Regions from separate parts of the Homo sapiens genome. Here region 1 is linked to region 2. A link is a loop called in an ENCODE intact Hi-C map of the cell type or tissue named here. Cell type or tissue: Caco-2. All regions are shown on one strand.

The links. A loop is a pair of places that touch in the nucleus more often than their neighbours do. Peaks named below come from ENCODE experiments on the same cell type or tissue, not always from the same donor. Only the 100,000 strongest peaks of a DNase experiment are listed, where the experiment ranks them.
Region 1: it touches region 2 in a loop (16-fold over the local background); 23 of 110 quality-filtered maps call a loop at or near these places.

The regions. Positions count from the first base shown.
Region 1 is chr15:70,565,937-70,573,936 of GRCh38, reverse strand. LINC02204 (long intergenic non-protein coding RNA 2204) reads left to right here. Exons shown (of 2, transcript NR_135691.1): 2 at 506-2,979. Among named protein-coding and RNA genes, the nearest start is that of LINC02204, 17 kb to the left of the region's middle. In Caco-2, CTCF peaks have their summits at 4,283 and 4,588 (motif pointing left); a DNase peak (open chromatin) is centred at 4,596.
Region 2 is chr15:70,632,448-70,640,447 of GRCh38, reverse strand. SALRNA2 (senescence associated long non-coding RNA 2) reads right to left here and starts at 5,199. Exons shown (of 1, transcript NR_126482.1): 1 at 3,134-5,199. LOC107984791 (a long non-coding RNA gene) reads left to right here. Exons shown (of 3, transcript XR_001751595.2): 3 at 1-5,699. RefSeq lists a silencer at 4,666-4,810 and an enhancer at 6,756-7,294. In Caco-2, a CTCF peak has its summit at 3,476 (motif pointing right); DNase peaks (open chromatin) are centred at 3,497 and 7,187.

The DNA of each region.
Region 1 (8,000 bases), 67 kb after region 2:
AGGCTGCTTTTGATAATATTTATCAGCATCATGGGGACAGGGGCTGGGCTTGTCTTATTTACTGAGTATTCTAAGCATCTAGCAGGTGCCTGACACACAGGAGATGCACAGTAAATAACTAGTGGTAAATGCAGGGAACTCTTTCCCTTTTCTCTCCCCCTTACCAAGCCAAGCTGAACCATGAGACTCGACAGCTCCTGCACAAAGGCAGGCTTCAGAGCTGTGGCCTTCTTAGAAAATTTCTCGATATAGTTGGTGGAGGCATTGTGGCAGAATTCCCCATTGGGGGCCGGTGATCACAGAGTGCATGGGGCAGGGCACTGTTGTGATTCACATTCTCCCAATCTGTAGCCCAGATCTCTGGAGATGGCTTCTAGGGTTGACGGATTACTATTCTGGGGCAGTGCTCCCTGCTGTGGGTAGTGCTTGGTTTTAGGATACACCCTAAATTAGATGTTTCAAGTTCAATTCCTGCTCAATCCACTGACTTCTCCTTGCTCTGCAGTCCTCCACCATGCCGGAATCCACTTGCATTTCTGGCAAGAAGGTTGTTTACGCTCAAGGTCTACAGGGATGGAAGTGGCACCCAGTGAGAGGGCTCTGCCGATGGAGCTGTGAAGGCGTCGACCTCATTCTGACGGGCTTGTTGAGACTGGTCAGCGCCTGGGCAAGAGGGCAGCTGGGATATGTCTATGCCATGTTTGACCCATGCTATTGTTTTTTCCTCCCTTTTTACTTTCTATCTGTACTCCTCTCCTTCTCTTCCACTCCATTCCCCTGCCCACCTCCACACTGAAAATCGAGGCCTTGGGAGGAGAGGTCAAGGGAGGAAAGAATTCTGGAAAGAATTCTTCCACACTTTATAACAAGGAGCCCAGGCACTAGTATTTTCCTCTTGCCATCGGCGGCCAGCCATAAAAAGGGTTGATCCATGAGTTGTTTCTCCAACTCTTCGAGCAGCTCAGTTCATGGCACTGCTATAGTTTAGACTAACCCGCTCAACATTGTTAGAAACATTTAGAAATGTCTCCCCCTTTGCCGCAATTTCCCTCTCTCTGCCGGTGTCTGCTCTAACAGCTGGAAGAAATTTCTCCTTCATCTGCTATATTCAGCCTTTCACTAAGCGCCATCAATTTTGCCTTTGAAATTTCTTTTGTACTGGTCTCCTTCTCTCCTTTCCACCGCTAATCCCGGGGCCTGTCTCTAGCCCTGTGATTCTGAACTGTTTAAGAACCTCCTGACAGAGCTCCCTGCCTCTGGCTTCTCCACCTTTGATCCATTCTGCACAGCCAAGACAGATTCATTTTTCTCAAGCTCTGTTTGCATCTTAGGAGGCCTCAGCTCAAAACCCCTAGGCTCTCTAATGTCCTTGGCATTGCCCAGACAGCTTTCACAGCTCCCTCTCACTCTACCTTCTTCCCAGATCGTGGCTGCTTTTGCCTCCTGTACTGTTGTAACAAATCACCACGAACTTGGTGGCTTAAAACAACGGAAACTTATTCTCTTACAGTTCTGTGGCCAAAAATCCACACTGAGTCTTATAGGCCTAGATCAAGGTGGCAGCAGGGCTGTGATTCCTTGGGAGGCTCCCAGGGAGAATTCTCTTTCCTGGCCTCTTCCAGCTTCTCAGGGCTGCAGGCATTTCTTGGCTTGTGGCCACATCACTCCAGTCTCTGCCTCAGTGGTCATATTGCCTTTTCTTCTCCCTGTAGTGAAATCTTCCCCTGCTTCCCTCTTATAAGATACTTATAATTACATTAGGAGCCCATCTGGATAATCCAGGGTAATCTCCCCATCTCAGAAGCCTTAACTTAATCACATCTGAAAAATCCCTTTTCCCATGTAAAGTAGTAGTTATAGGCTCCATGAAAGGGATGGGGACATGGATCTTTGGGGGGACCGTTATTCAGCCTCTCATCATGGCCAGCTTAATCCTTCCACTTCCCTACTCGCTACTACAACAAGTATCAGTTGAGTATCTACTATGTGCTAGGCACTGTTTTAGGCAATAGGAATCATAATGACTAATGAGCCTTTTCGGATTCAGTCTCCTGCAGGGTGAACTATCCCTTTCCTGAGCTCTTTACCTCTTAGAGCTTGGTATCATTACATAGCATGATCATCACATACTATGTATGTCTGTGTGTTTGACATGTGGTTCATAGCTGGTGAACGGTGCTCTTCGTTTCTATAGGCAGGTAGGATGGACGTGCTTCGTAGGGCCTTTCTCCGCAAGCCCTGACATACACAGCACAGAGATGGGACAGCCCCCTACTACATCCTGCCAGATGTTGCTGGCTTATTTTAAAATTAGAAACGCCTATACAGTACCATAAACCAGTGATGCCAACTGGTTTATACTCCATAAGTTTGTACTCTTGGAAGTGCTAGGGTTGGTTGCAGCCTAATATTTAGGAAGAGTTTTGAAAGGCACTGTGACTTGTAGCTTCACACCTGTCTTCTTAAAAGCCTGGCCCTTTCCCGATTTCAGGTTGACATGTGCCTCCTGCAGGCACTGACACTGAGGCCTTACCGGTGACTGTTTCCTTATTGGTAAGTGTGTTGCTTTCCTAGGTGGAAACTCTCTGAGGAAAAAGATCACGTTACACGCACACAAGCACACACATACACATCTTTGTAACTCTCTGGCCCCCCATTGGATCTAGCAAAGATAACTTGGATGCTAGATATTTGCATACCAGCCAGTGTTGTCCAGCACTTTCGTTCAACTCTTTGACAACTATCGTCACATTCCTATACTGCTTGTGCTATCATTTGATTAATGTTTGTATTTAATTTGTCTCAACTTTTAGCTTGTGTAAACTTATTTTAAAAGGAAGCATTTGCATCTCTACCATAAATAGAAGACCAGAGTCATTTATCATAAATAAAGCATAACTGTAAAAATAAAGATACTGAAAATGAAATAATGTTATTCCCCTAAGAATTAAACAATAAAATATTGAGTAATAAAATTGAGTTGATTCACAAAATTGAATTCATTCACAAAATGAGATCCTCAGTGAGAAAAATGAGCAGCCAGTAATAAAAAATATTAAGCTTGATGTCACTTGATTGGAGATGATAATGGGTTTCTATGTCAATTAAATTATAATGTTTGTTAGTTTTGATGGTAGCCAGCCCTGAGAATTCCATAGTTAGGAAGGGCACCTCACCATTACCCAGATGGTAAATTTTAAAAAGTTAAAATGCCGGCCGGGTGCGGTGGCTCACACCTGTAATCCCAGTACTTTGGGAGGCCAAGGTGGGCAGATCACAAGGTCAAGAGATTGAGACCATCCTGGCCAACATGGTGAAACACTGTCTCTACTAAAAATACAAAAATTAGCTGGGCATGGTGGCACACACTTGTAGTCCCAGCTACTCGGGAGGCTGAGGCAGGAGAATCACTTGAACCTGGGAGGTGGAGGTTGCAGTGAGCCAAGATTGTGCCACTGAACTCCAGCCTGGCCACAGAGCAAAACTCTGTCTCAAAAAAAAAAAAAAAAAGTTAAAATGCTTTAGTGCATATTTTTGGTACATTTGAAAGAACATATGTATTCATCACTTATGTAAAATTATGAACTATAATTATTTTATTTTATGTTTTTTGAGGTGGAGTCTCCCTCTATTGCTCAGGCTGTAGTGCGATGGTGCGAACTTGGCTCACTGCAGCCTCCACCTCCTGGGTTCAAAGATTCTCTTTCCTCAGCTTCCAGAGTAGCTGGGACTACAGGCACGTCCCACCATGTCTGACTAATTTTTGTACTTTTAGTGGAGATGGGGTTTCACCATGTTGCTCAGGCTCATCTTGAACTCCTGACCTCAGGTGATCCACCTACCTTGGCCTCCCAAAGTGCTGGGATTATAGGTGTGAGTCACCATGCCCGGCCTGAACTATAATTATAAAGTCAACTTGTGAACTCACTGCCCACCTTAAGAACATTACTAATAACTGTGTGCTCCTCTCTGATCTCAGCCCATGGCTCCCTCCCTTCCTCAGATAAGAGTTACTCTGAATTCCCTTGCATTTAAAAATAACCACCTATGACGTTCTTAAACAGCATATTGTTTAGGTTTGCTTAATAAAAATGCTGTCATACTGTTAGTATCCTCTAGGAGACTAGATAAATAAATTACGGTCTACGTTGTACACAGCAGATGTTATTCCAGGTGAAAATGAACACATCAGACTGCACGTGACAGCTTGGATGGATCTGTGTGAGGCCAGAAGCTGGTCTCCAATGCTCATTCTGCTCAGGCCAACGGCTTTCACCTCTGCCTCAGGAAATGGAATTTAAAAGGTGGATGAAATTAAAAGGGCTCTCCTTCCTCCACCTTTAACCCCAGTTACTTCTTGTTCAGAGAGTCACCATAGCTGCCTGAGACTGATCTCCTTGGAAAGGCCTGCTTTGAAAGGTTGGCCCTTGGCTGGCATCTGGGAACTTGGATTTCAGGAGGGTTTCCACCATTCCCTAATAAGAATGGCTCACTGTGCCTAAGCTGTCCCAACAATATGCTTTATGTGGAACAGCGCTGTCCTTCTGAGAGTCTGGAATTGCGGTATGTGCTGGACATAGGGGTGCCTATGTAACCAGCTCCCCCTCTAGTGGCAACAGAAACCCTGGGCACAGAGTCTTTAATGAGCTTCCTTGGTAGACATTTGACATGTGTTCTCACTACTCCTTGCTAGAAGAATTAAGCTTGTCTTGTGCAACTCCCTGGGAGAGGATTCTTGGAAACTTATTCCTGGTTTCCTCTAGACTTTGCCCCAAGGGCCTTTCTCTTTGGGGATTTGGCGCTGTATCTTTTTGGTATAATAAATCATAGCCATGAGTGTGACTCTTTGCTGAGTCTCCTGAGTCCTCCAAAGAAATGTCAAACCTAGGTGTGGTCTTGGGGACCCCAACCCTCCTCTGAACCCTCTGTTTTTCCACACCACTGGGAGCCACTGAATAGAGGAGCTTGTGCTTTGCACTTTATACTTTAGAGGCCCCTGCATATCACACACACACACACACACACACACACACACACACACACACACACACACACACACACACTAAAGAACGCATGGCTGCCTCGACACTTAGAATCTGAAGCTCAATGCTAGCCCAGCACAACCTGCAACTCTAAGGACCAGCTCTCATGACTATGACCATTCAGACCCCAGGGAAACCCTTCCGCACATTTCTTGCCTTGGGTCCTGGAAAACTGCATCAAACACCATGAAGGCTGTGTGTTGTTCACTCCAACAGCCTCAGAGACACTGCTTCGGAGAACAGGGAGAATTTGAGCAGAAGTGCTTGGGTAAGAGAAAAGGCAAATTAATGAGTTTGTCAAATCCTTCCTCTCAGCTTGAATGCAATAGATTCTTGTATAACAAATTATTGTTTCCCAGTAGTGCCAAACATTCATTTTCTTGCTTCTCTGCATGTTCTAATTCCTGGTTCTGGAGATAAGAATGAACACAGAATTCACAACACTTGCATATGGATGCTGAGGCATATTTTGCAATAATCAATGATTCGTATTACTCTTAAATTACTATGTATGCAGCTCAAGACGTGACGTGTAAAGTGTAACATTGGCAAACATATATTGAATACTAGAATTGTAAATTTTTATTTGTATAAAAATATTTAATATCTAATTTTAAATGTTTGTTTCAGCTTTAAGTACCTTTGGTTAAAAATATTCATATCCATTAATTATGATTTATATTTTGCTTTTTATAGCAATTTAGAATATTTTAGAAGAAAAATAACTTGCTGAAATCATATTTGAAAAATATTCAATTTGTACATAACTTTAAGATATTTAAAAAATAAAAGTATAATCACAGTTTATTCTCTTTGAATACAGTTATACTTTATTTTTAAATCTTTGACAATTATTATCAATGGAACAAAGTTTTGTAAGGATTAATGTACTTGAAGACTTTGCTAAAATGAAGGCAAAAAGTGTATATTAATATGAAATAATATATGGATTATGTCTCTATTTTATTACTCATCCAAATATCAACAGCCCATCCATCAATGGGCTGCACAGACATGTACAATAATTGAATCCATCTTTGATATTGCTAAGACTTTCAGTCGTATCTAAAAACCACAACTTTATTCATCCTTTAAAATTGTTATGAAGGTATTTGTGGGTCAAGGTAGCAGCAGAACATCATGTGTTATGAGATGGCAGCCTGAGTGGTAACTCACACATGTAGACACATGGTATGTGGTCCCCATTTGTCAATTTCCCTGGCCCCTGCCAATGTTTGGGCTGTTTGGGCAGGCCTGCGTACTCTCTTCATTTTTTTTTTTTTTTTTAGATGGAGTCTCTTCTCTATAGCCCAGGCTAGAGTGCAATGGCGCGATCTCGGCTCACTGCAACCTCCACCTCCAGGGTTCAAGCGATTCTCCTGCCTCAGCCTCCCAGGTAGCTGGGATTACAGGCGTATGACCCCATGTCCGGCTAATTTTTTGTATCTTTAGTAGAGACAGGGTTTCACTTTGTTGGCCAGGCTGGTCTCGAACTCCTGACCTCATGATCTGCCCACCTTGGCCTCCCAAAGCGTTGGGATTATAGGCATGAGCCACCGTGCCCGGCCCTCTCATCTTTACGCATAGCCAGAGAAGGATGTGGTTCTTGGCATGGCAGAAGGCCTTGGAGCAGGATGCCGGGCAACTGTGCAGACCAGGCCACGGCTGCCTTGTATACGTGTCACTGGAGCGAAGGCCACGCCGAGGCCAAGGAAGGGAGAAGTCCTGGGAGTCACCCCAAGGTCTTTGTGAGAGGCCCAGGGAAGCTTCCTCATGCACATTCTAAGGTCCCCCAGCAGCACAGGGCCCTGCCCACCACACTCACAAACATGGATCCTGTGGAACACGCTGCAGTGTGAGGCTTGGGTGAGAGGATTGCAATTTTAGCTCTGCCACTTTCTTCCAAAGTCACTCTGAACGAATCCACTTGACCTCTCGGATCTTGTTTCTACATATGTCAAATGGGAATCCTAATTCTCATTTTCCAGGGCTGTTGTGCAAACTGGGGATATGTATTTAAAGTATATCACATGGCCCCTGGGATGTGGCTTAATACCTGCTAACCAATAATCTAGCACAGGGAAACTGAGAAAATATGTTAAATGAGAAGCTATGGTCATCCTGGCAGTTAGTAGCAGAAAGAGCCCAGGCATTTGGAGGCCCAGTCTGATGTTCTTTACCTTTCCAAGCCCTGGAAACCCACATGTGCTCTGCCACCCATTTGCTCTCCCACCCAGCCCCGGGTTCGAGGTGGTGGCTGTCCTCTGAGCTGCGAGGTGTCCAGGTCCGAGCACCAGCTCACTTTCCTCAGGATCTAGCTCTGAGGATTTACAGCCAGGCTGGGCGCCCACTGGAGGTCCCCTTACCTGTAAGTTATTCCACCGGTAATTAGATTTCTTTCTGTTGTGGGAAGCCAGCATGTGTAAATCCACAGAAACCTGTGACCAGATGATATAAGGGTCACCTGAGCCTCCGTGCTGCCTAAAATGCATCTTCCAGGAAAATGATTTCTCTGGGCACATAAGTTACTGCGTTCCCAGGACAACTGTAGCTCAGGCTCTGACCATTCCCGTAATGCTGTGTTCAAGTGATGTAGTGTTCACAGCTCTCTCGGCAGCCCTCTTGCTCCCCTGCTGTCTGAGTGGAGGAGCCTCCAACACTGGCTGTCGCTGGATACAATAAATGGAAAGGGAGGAAGGACGGGGGAGGGAACTGCTTCCTCGGCAGCCCACCTTCCTGCCCAGGCTAGACCGACTCAAGTTCAGAGAGCCTTAGTCCTATAGGGGAGCCACTTGGAGTCTAGAGACACTTTGAGCTATGGCAGAAATCACTATCTACATGCAAAAGGATAAAATCGGGCATCTACCTTGTAATGTGCACAATAGGAAGTCCCAGATAAATTAAAGAACTGCACATTAAAATTATTAACAAACTGTATATGTGTGTGTGTGTGTGTGT
Region 2 (8,000 bases):
TGAAAGCAAGCCCAAGTGTGTTTCAGGATAGAAAAACACCAGCTTCTCCACGAGGTGCTGTGTGATATCTTAGGTTGTTCACTGCTACTGGCAAGTGGAGCCCATTAGACCAAGAACTCAGGAATCAGAACTTTTGTCCTTTCTTTCACCTGGTCATTGCCCTTAGAAGGAACCACCCACCCCACAGTCCTTGAATTCTTCAGGCTTTTCATCTCTTCTCTGACAATGACCCCTCCCTAGTACCTGTATTTGTTTTCTATGTCTGCATAACAAATCACCATAGGCTCAGTGGCTTAAAACAACACTCACTTATCATCTCATAGTTCTGTAGGTAAGGGGTATGGTACAATGTGACTGAGTCCACTGCTCAGGCTCTCACAACATTGAAACCAAGGAGTCGGCAGGGCTGTGTTTCTTTTTGGAGGCTTTGGGGGAAGAATCCACTCCCAAATTCATTCAGTTGTTGCCAGAATTCAGTTCCTCATGGTCGTAGGACTGGGGTCCCCTTCCTTGACACGTGGCCCCTCTGTCTTCAAGCCAGCAATGACACATCAAACCCTTCCTGGGCATCCAACGTCTCTGGTTTGCCCTGTTCTTCTGCTTTAAGGGCTCATCTGATTATACTGGGCCCACCTAGATAATCCAGGATAATCTCTCTATTTTATGGTTGGCTGATTAGCAAACTTTATTACACCTGCAGAGTCTCTTTCACCATGCAAGGTAACATATTTATGGGAATGATACCGCATCGTATTCCCAGTCCCAGAGTTTAAGGTGTGAGATCTTTGGGGGCCATAATCCTGCCTATCACAGTACCCTACAGCCTTGTCTTCAATCAGTACTTCATTCTAAGTATAAAGTGGTGATAATTTAATCTACTGTTTCTTCTCTGTATGCATGGACTGCCAGAATCCCATTGCTTAATATTAGAGTTTCACAGCCTTCACCTCCTCAAACCCTGCCACAATTTCCCCACTTCCCTCAGGATCTGTTGCCTACAACTACTCCTGGTTTCAATGTCTGTAACATTGAAGGTTCTTAATTACAAGTAACAGAAACCAATTCTGGCTAATTTAGGGAGAAAAAATAGTTTTTGAAAGATTGCATGGGAGCTTACAGATTTACCAGAAGGGCTGGAGTACTAGGCTCAGGGGCTACTTGAATGATGCCACAGGCCTGGTTGAGTGAGAAGACTGCAGCTACTGTTGGCACCACTGTGACTTGATGCAGGAGGACACTGCTAATGTGGCAGCCCTGAGGCCCAAAACTCCATGATGATGCAGCCCCTGCCCCTGCTAGAGAGTCTCATGGCTCTTGCTTCTTCATGTCGCCATGTCCTTTTTTAAAGTCCAGGACAGGAGTAGCTGATTGGCTGAACCCAGGACAACCACATGCAAGGAATCCAGGTAAAGCAAGCTTCCTGTCTGGCCTTACCATGCAGGAAATTTTTAAACCAAGGAAATGGCTCAGATACGTGGCATCCAACACTCTTGAGAAATATCATATATGTTGCATGGACATTATTGGTTTCTAATCCAAATCAAGACATATATTCCCATAAGCAAGGGCAACAAGACAACATCTGAAATCATCACTGCCCTGCCTCGGGAAATAACTTTACCATCTATGAAGTTGCCTAAGTCAGAAAGCATGGGAGTCCACCCGAATCCATCCTGCTCTGTATACCCACTTGTAACCATGCTGCAATATTTCTAGATAGAAGCCTTCCCTCTTTCTCCTCCCAAACCACACTGCTTTAGTGAAGGTACCGGGCACTTTTCATGTGAATGTCTACAGTCTCCCCTCAGTTGGCCATCCTGTGTCTAGCCTCTTTTGCTTCAATCCATTCTCCACTTCACTGTGAAGTGTTACCAGATTGTCTTTTGAAAATGAAAATCTGCTTCCATCATTACCTTCTTTACATTCCTTCAGCGGCTCCCCACGGCCTGGAGATTAAAACCCATTTCTTAGCATGGCTGTTCTTTTTCTGAACCCCATCTGCCTCCCCAGCTTCACGTTTCACCCCCATTCAGCCCCAACCAGCCAAGCTACTGGCCACATTGTATGCTTTCCTCCCCAAGCCCTGTCCCAAGGCCCTCCACTTCCCGCACCTTTGCACTTGCTGTTTTCTCTGGCAGACACACCCTCTCACACGTCCGCTGCCTTGACCCAGTAAGACTTTGCTTTCTTGATGCCTCTCCCCAAGGTAAATGGAACCATTTTCTTAGGTATACCTAGGAGTGTACCACCCTTGCAAACCATTCTCCGCAACAGGCCAGAGGATGGAAACGTGTGTTGAATGAGTGATAAGTGAGTATCTGCTGGAGTTGCTGGGGCTCATCTGGGCACAGACAGTGCAGGGGCTGCAGCAAAACATCATGGGCCACGTGAGGGTTGGGGATAGGGCCTTGGCCTCTCCTAGCCCAGGGCTCAGGAAGAGTGGAGGACGCTGTGCCCCCACCTGTGATTGTCCTAGTTAATGAGATCAAATGCTGCCTCCCTCTGTCAAGTCCCAAGCGCTGGTGAAAGCACTCCTTGGGGGCCTGTTCAAGACCCGCCTCAGGGAGCAACCACACACCTCACTGCAGTCTTCCGAGGTTCACACAGAAGCCAGAGCTCACATTTCCCATAGACTGTTTAGGTATTCTCTTTCTGTAGTCACTTCTTAAGAAGTGTGGGTCATACATTTATGTGGGAAGCAAGAAAATCTTGGTGCATAATGAATACCATATTTTCATGTACATCGCCAGTGGTGGGCAACTCACTGCCAGTCCGTTTCATCAGTCAACCCCTTTTACAAAGCCTTTTCTTAATTTTGACCAGAAATCTGCCTTCCTGTGCCTTCCCTATTGGTCCTGAGCCCGAACATGGTACACGAAGGTGGCTGTGAGTGGCATGGCATTAATTTTCTTTTCTTTTTTTTTTTTTTTTTTTTTTTGAGATGGAGTCTCGCTCTGTCGCCAGGCTGGAGTGCAGTGGCATGATCTCGGTTCACTGTAACCTCTGTCTCCCAGGTTCAAGCGATTCTCCTGGCTCAGCCTCCCAAGTAGCTGGGACTACAGGTGCCCGCCACCACACCCAGCTAATTTTTGTATTTTTAGTAGAGATGGGGTTTCACCATATTGGCCAGGATGGTCTCGATCTCTTGACCTCGAGATCCACCCGCCTTCCAAAGTGCTGTGATTACAGGTGTGAGCCACCGCGCCCAGCCTAACTTTCTCTTTTGACAGCCACATTCCACTATTGATTCTTCTTTAGCTTATTAACCAATTATGCCTCTAGGTCTCTTTCCAGATGCTAAATCAGGCTTGTCATAATGTCATATGCAGATAGCTGAGAACAAAGCAACCATGGGACTTTACAATGAAACCTATTGCATGTTTTCACATGGATTTAGGTTTGTCCTGCTTTTCTAATTCATTCGAGCACTGTACTGCTTCAGCCAGGGAGCTAGAGATGTGAGTGGGCAGGAGATGGCAGGAGAGAGCCAGGAAGGATCTTTTTTGTGGTCTCGCAGGACTGTGAAGATGTGAAGTCACAGAAGCTAGCTGGCCAGGGGGAAGCAGGGGGCTAGGGCATAACTTGCCCTTGAGGTGAGGAACAGAGGGAAGTTACACACACACCCAGGAGCAAGGGGACCAGAAGAGGAAGGATTGCAGGTTCTGAGAGAAGGTTGCTTAAAGGGGGAAGGACTCATGGGCTCACGTGAGAGACACAGCCGATGTACTGGTTGCAGACTTAGGCTTACCAAAGCCAATCCCCAAATCCAAAACCACCTACACGGCAATGAGAGGGGAATGGGCACATCAGTCATGGAACCTGCATAGGGTGGGGTGTGATGCCCTGAGTGCACAGACTGTTTTCAAAGAGTCTTAAGGACAGAAAAATGTTTTTAATTTGAAACTAAAAGCCAAACTGTTGATCCCAAATATGTAGAAAGAATCTGTGGTGTGTATGTGTTTGTGTGTGTGTGTGTCTGTGTACCTATGTGTATGGATGAATGAATGAATATGCTGAGCATGTATTCTGTATTGAGAGAGAGATTAATCAAAAAGTTAATCTTGCTTATATTTTCCAGATCTGCCTCAGAGAGCATATGCTAGTTATATCATTAGACAGTGCAGTAAATGTTATCAGAATTTCCAGTTTCCAAGAATGAGGACACCGTAAACAGAGTGCAGTAATGGGGCCCCTGCTTAATACTTGTATTTGGAAATCTGAGCTGACTCTGTTTAGTGAAGGTGCCCATCATCCAAGGGGTCTGTGCCTTCTGTTGTCCATGGGCTGGCATGACAGTTGGTTTGATAAATGGATACGAAGAAGAAGATGTCACTATTGTGATGACCACCTGTTGAGTTACCAGGGCTTGGGATAAATTTCTGCACATCATACAGTATGGGTTAGGGATCAGGTTTTATTGGGGAAACCCCCAGAGCTGAGACCCAGAGCAAGTTGTTGGGGTCCTTTTCAGATGACACTCCTTGTGTCCTGCAGACACTGTTCTTGTTCTCACAAAGCTCACAGCATCCTAGGAAGACAGACAGGTAACCAGAAGACTCATAATCCACTAGGTCTCACCCCCGTGGAGCTGCCCAGATTTTGCCACAGCCCATCACTGGAGCCCGCCAAGATGTTTTTGAACATTGTTATCCCAAATTTGCTGTTCTTTCCAGATTTGTGTCACCTGCACAGTTGACAAACATGTTCTCATTATCTTCATCCCAATAGCCCAAGGAGCCAGCCTGGCAGCAGACCACCAGGAGGGTCCGCAGGGCTGGTGGGTCCTTAGAGCACTCTGTTCCTTCAGCCAGGTATGAATCTGCCCAGAGGTGCAATCAGCTCAGGTCCTGTTTCTTAGCCCTGTGGGAATTCAGACCTCTCCTGGGCTTCTCACTTTCCCTATGTAGCTCCTGGCCTCTGGTCAAGCCTCCCCAATGGTCCTATTGTACACTAATTGCTCCCAGACCTGTAACCTCCCACCCAGTCCTCTCTCTTCATGCCCACAGCCTCTCTACCAACTCACACCTTCTTTGTCTCGGCCTGAACAACAACCAGTGTCTCCTAACTGGTCTCTTGGCCTCTACTTTCTTCCTCCTCCTACCCCATCTTTCATTCTATAACCAGCATAGTCTTTTAAATAGACATCTGACTGACATATCATTCAGCAATAAAAAGGAACACACCACTGATTCATGCTACCACACAACGAACCTCAAAAACGTCATGCTAAGTGAGAGAGGCCAGAGGCCAAAGACCACATATTGTATGATTCCATTTATAGGAAATGTCAAGAAGTGGTGAATCGATGGAGACAGAAAGCAGCTTCGTGGTTGCCAGGGGCTGGGGGTAGGAATAGGGATTGAGTGCAAATGCACATGGGGACTCTTTGGGGTGACAGAAATGTTCTAAAACTGGATGATGGCGATGGTGGTACAACTCCACGAATTTAGTAAAAATTATTAAATTGTACACAAAACATCTGGCACATGCACAGGGCAAGGGAGGGGTGCGTGAGGGTGGACAGAGTAGTGTTTTGGCGTGCTCTCCAAGGTTCCAGCATATTCCACTGTGTTTTGGTGTGAGGTCATCATGGCGGATTTACAAAGGTGATTGTTATGCTAATTATTTGTTGGAGGGAAGTTTTTTTTTTTTTAAACCAGAGATAATAAATATATTCTTTTTTTTTTGAGACAGAGTCTCGCTCTGTCACCAAGGCTGGAGTGCAGTGGCACGATCTCAGCTCACTGCAACCTCTGCCTCCTAGGTTCAAGTGATTCTCCTGCTTCAGCCTCCTGAGTAGCTGGGATTACAGGTGCCCACCACCATGCCCAGCTAATTTGTGTTGTTGTTGTTATTTTTAGTAGAGACAGGGTTTCACAATGTTGGTCAGGCTGGTCTCGAACTCCTGACCTCGTGATCCGCCCACCTCGGCCTCTCAAAGTGCTGGGATTACAGGCGTGAGCCACCACACCGGGCCCTAATATATTCTTATTTTAAAGAAATAGATCTGACTGTGTTACCCTCTGCTTAACCTTCTTGAACCCTGTGCCTGTGAGACAGAGCCAAGGCCTTACCGCAGCATCCAGCGCCTCCCCAGCCCCCCTCCAGCTGCTTCTCCTTAAGAGGAGGTGTCCCCAACACACCAGGCACATTTAATGCCTCCATCCGCCCTTCATCCCCACTTTGTGTTTCTGCCAAACTTCCATTTGTTTATCAGGACCCAGCTCAAATCATGCCTTGCTTAGTGGGATCAGTGGTTCTTTGGTCTCTGCTCCCATAGCGTTTCCATTAAAGCATGTTGTATACTGTAACACAGCCACTTGTATCTGTTTCTTGGAAGAAAGTATGAGCTCGTGAGCGGAGAGAATGTGTCTTAGTCATCTGTGCTTTCTCAGGACACATAGTGGATGCTCAACGTCTCATTAATTCACTCAACAGCCATCTCTTGAGGGGGGTTTCTCAGAGTAGGGCTTCTCAATCTTGGCACTACTGACATCTTGGGTCAGATAATTTTTTGTCATGGGACCTGCCCTGTGCCTTGCAGGAAGTTCAGCCACATCCCTGGGCTCTACTCTCTAGATAGCAGTAGCACCCCCACCATAGCCTTGTTGCAATTACCAAAATTGGTCTCTAGACATTGCCAAAGTTTCCCTTGTTGGGGAGGCAAAATCACCCTTGTTGAGACCCGCTGGTTTGGAGGCATCTCTGTGATAAGCCCTGTGTTTAGTATCTTCATTCAGTTTCTTGGAAAACACACTGGGGCTGAGGCCAGAGCCTGCAGCCCACTTCTGGTTATCACTTGCCCCGCTGACCAAGAGAGCTTGTCAGCGTCTGAGCCCAAGCCCAGCCTCCTTGGCTCACCCGCATGTCTGTCTACCAGTCTAGGAAACTTGCGAAGCCAGAGAGCCTGCTGGGATTTTAGCTGACTGCTGATTTCCTCTTAACTCTGTTTGTCTTCACCTTTTATGTTTTAAATCGTTTGCTTTGATGGGAAAGACAGGAGTAAGACGGGAGTTGAATAGTTCAGTTTTTTCTCCATCACCCGTGAACAGCACACTCCGCTCCAAGCGCCAGTGTGTCCCTTTCTCCCTCTCTGTTTTGTTTGGGGCATACTTTAACAAAGCTCTTTCTATTGTCCTTGGGATATCTGCAAGCTGCAGCGCATTCTGGGGCTTGGTCTCCCCAGCATCTTGCAGGCTGGGGCAGGGGGCCTTTGTTCTCTGTCTGGCTCATGACTACTCCCTCTGCCCTTTGTCCTTTAAACACCTGTCCTGGGAAGTCACTGTATTTCTGTGGTTACCTCTGACGAATGAATTATTTGTCTATTCTCAGACTTTTAACAAGTCCCCTCTCCTTCTTGAGTCATCTTCCTTTTTCTAGAGTTTCCAGTTCTGCCTTTCTTGAAATCTACTTCCTAAAGTTTATATACAACAATTGTTTGAATATTAAATATTTACACACTAGTGGTGTATGCAAGCATAGATGGTTTGACTATAAAGCCTATCCAATTATTCACTGTACTACTATGTCTCCAGGTTCCTAGAATTTACTTTTGTAGCTATTGCATTGTCTTAGTTTGAGTCCCACCAGACATAAAACCTGAGAGAAGGATGTAAGTGCAAATAGTTTTTTAAGAAAGGAAATGGTTGAAGGAGTGGAGACGAGAGACAAGAAGGAAATGAAGTGCATACAGCATGTGTTATCATGCGAGTTACTGCTGTGTGTGTGTCATGCAAGTTACTGCTGTGTGTGTCATGCAAGTTACTGCCGTGTGTGTTATCATGTGAGTTACTGCTGTGTGTGTCATGCAAGTTACTGCTGGGTGTGTATCATGTGAGTTACTGCTGTGTGTGTGTCATGCAAGTTATTGCTGTGTGTGTGTATCATGCGAGTTACTGCTGCGTGTGTTATCATGTGAGTTACTGCTGTGTGTGTATCATGCAAGTTACTGCTGTGTGTGTATGTCATGCAAGTTACTGCTGTGTGTGTATGTCATGCAA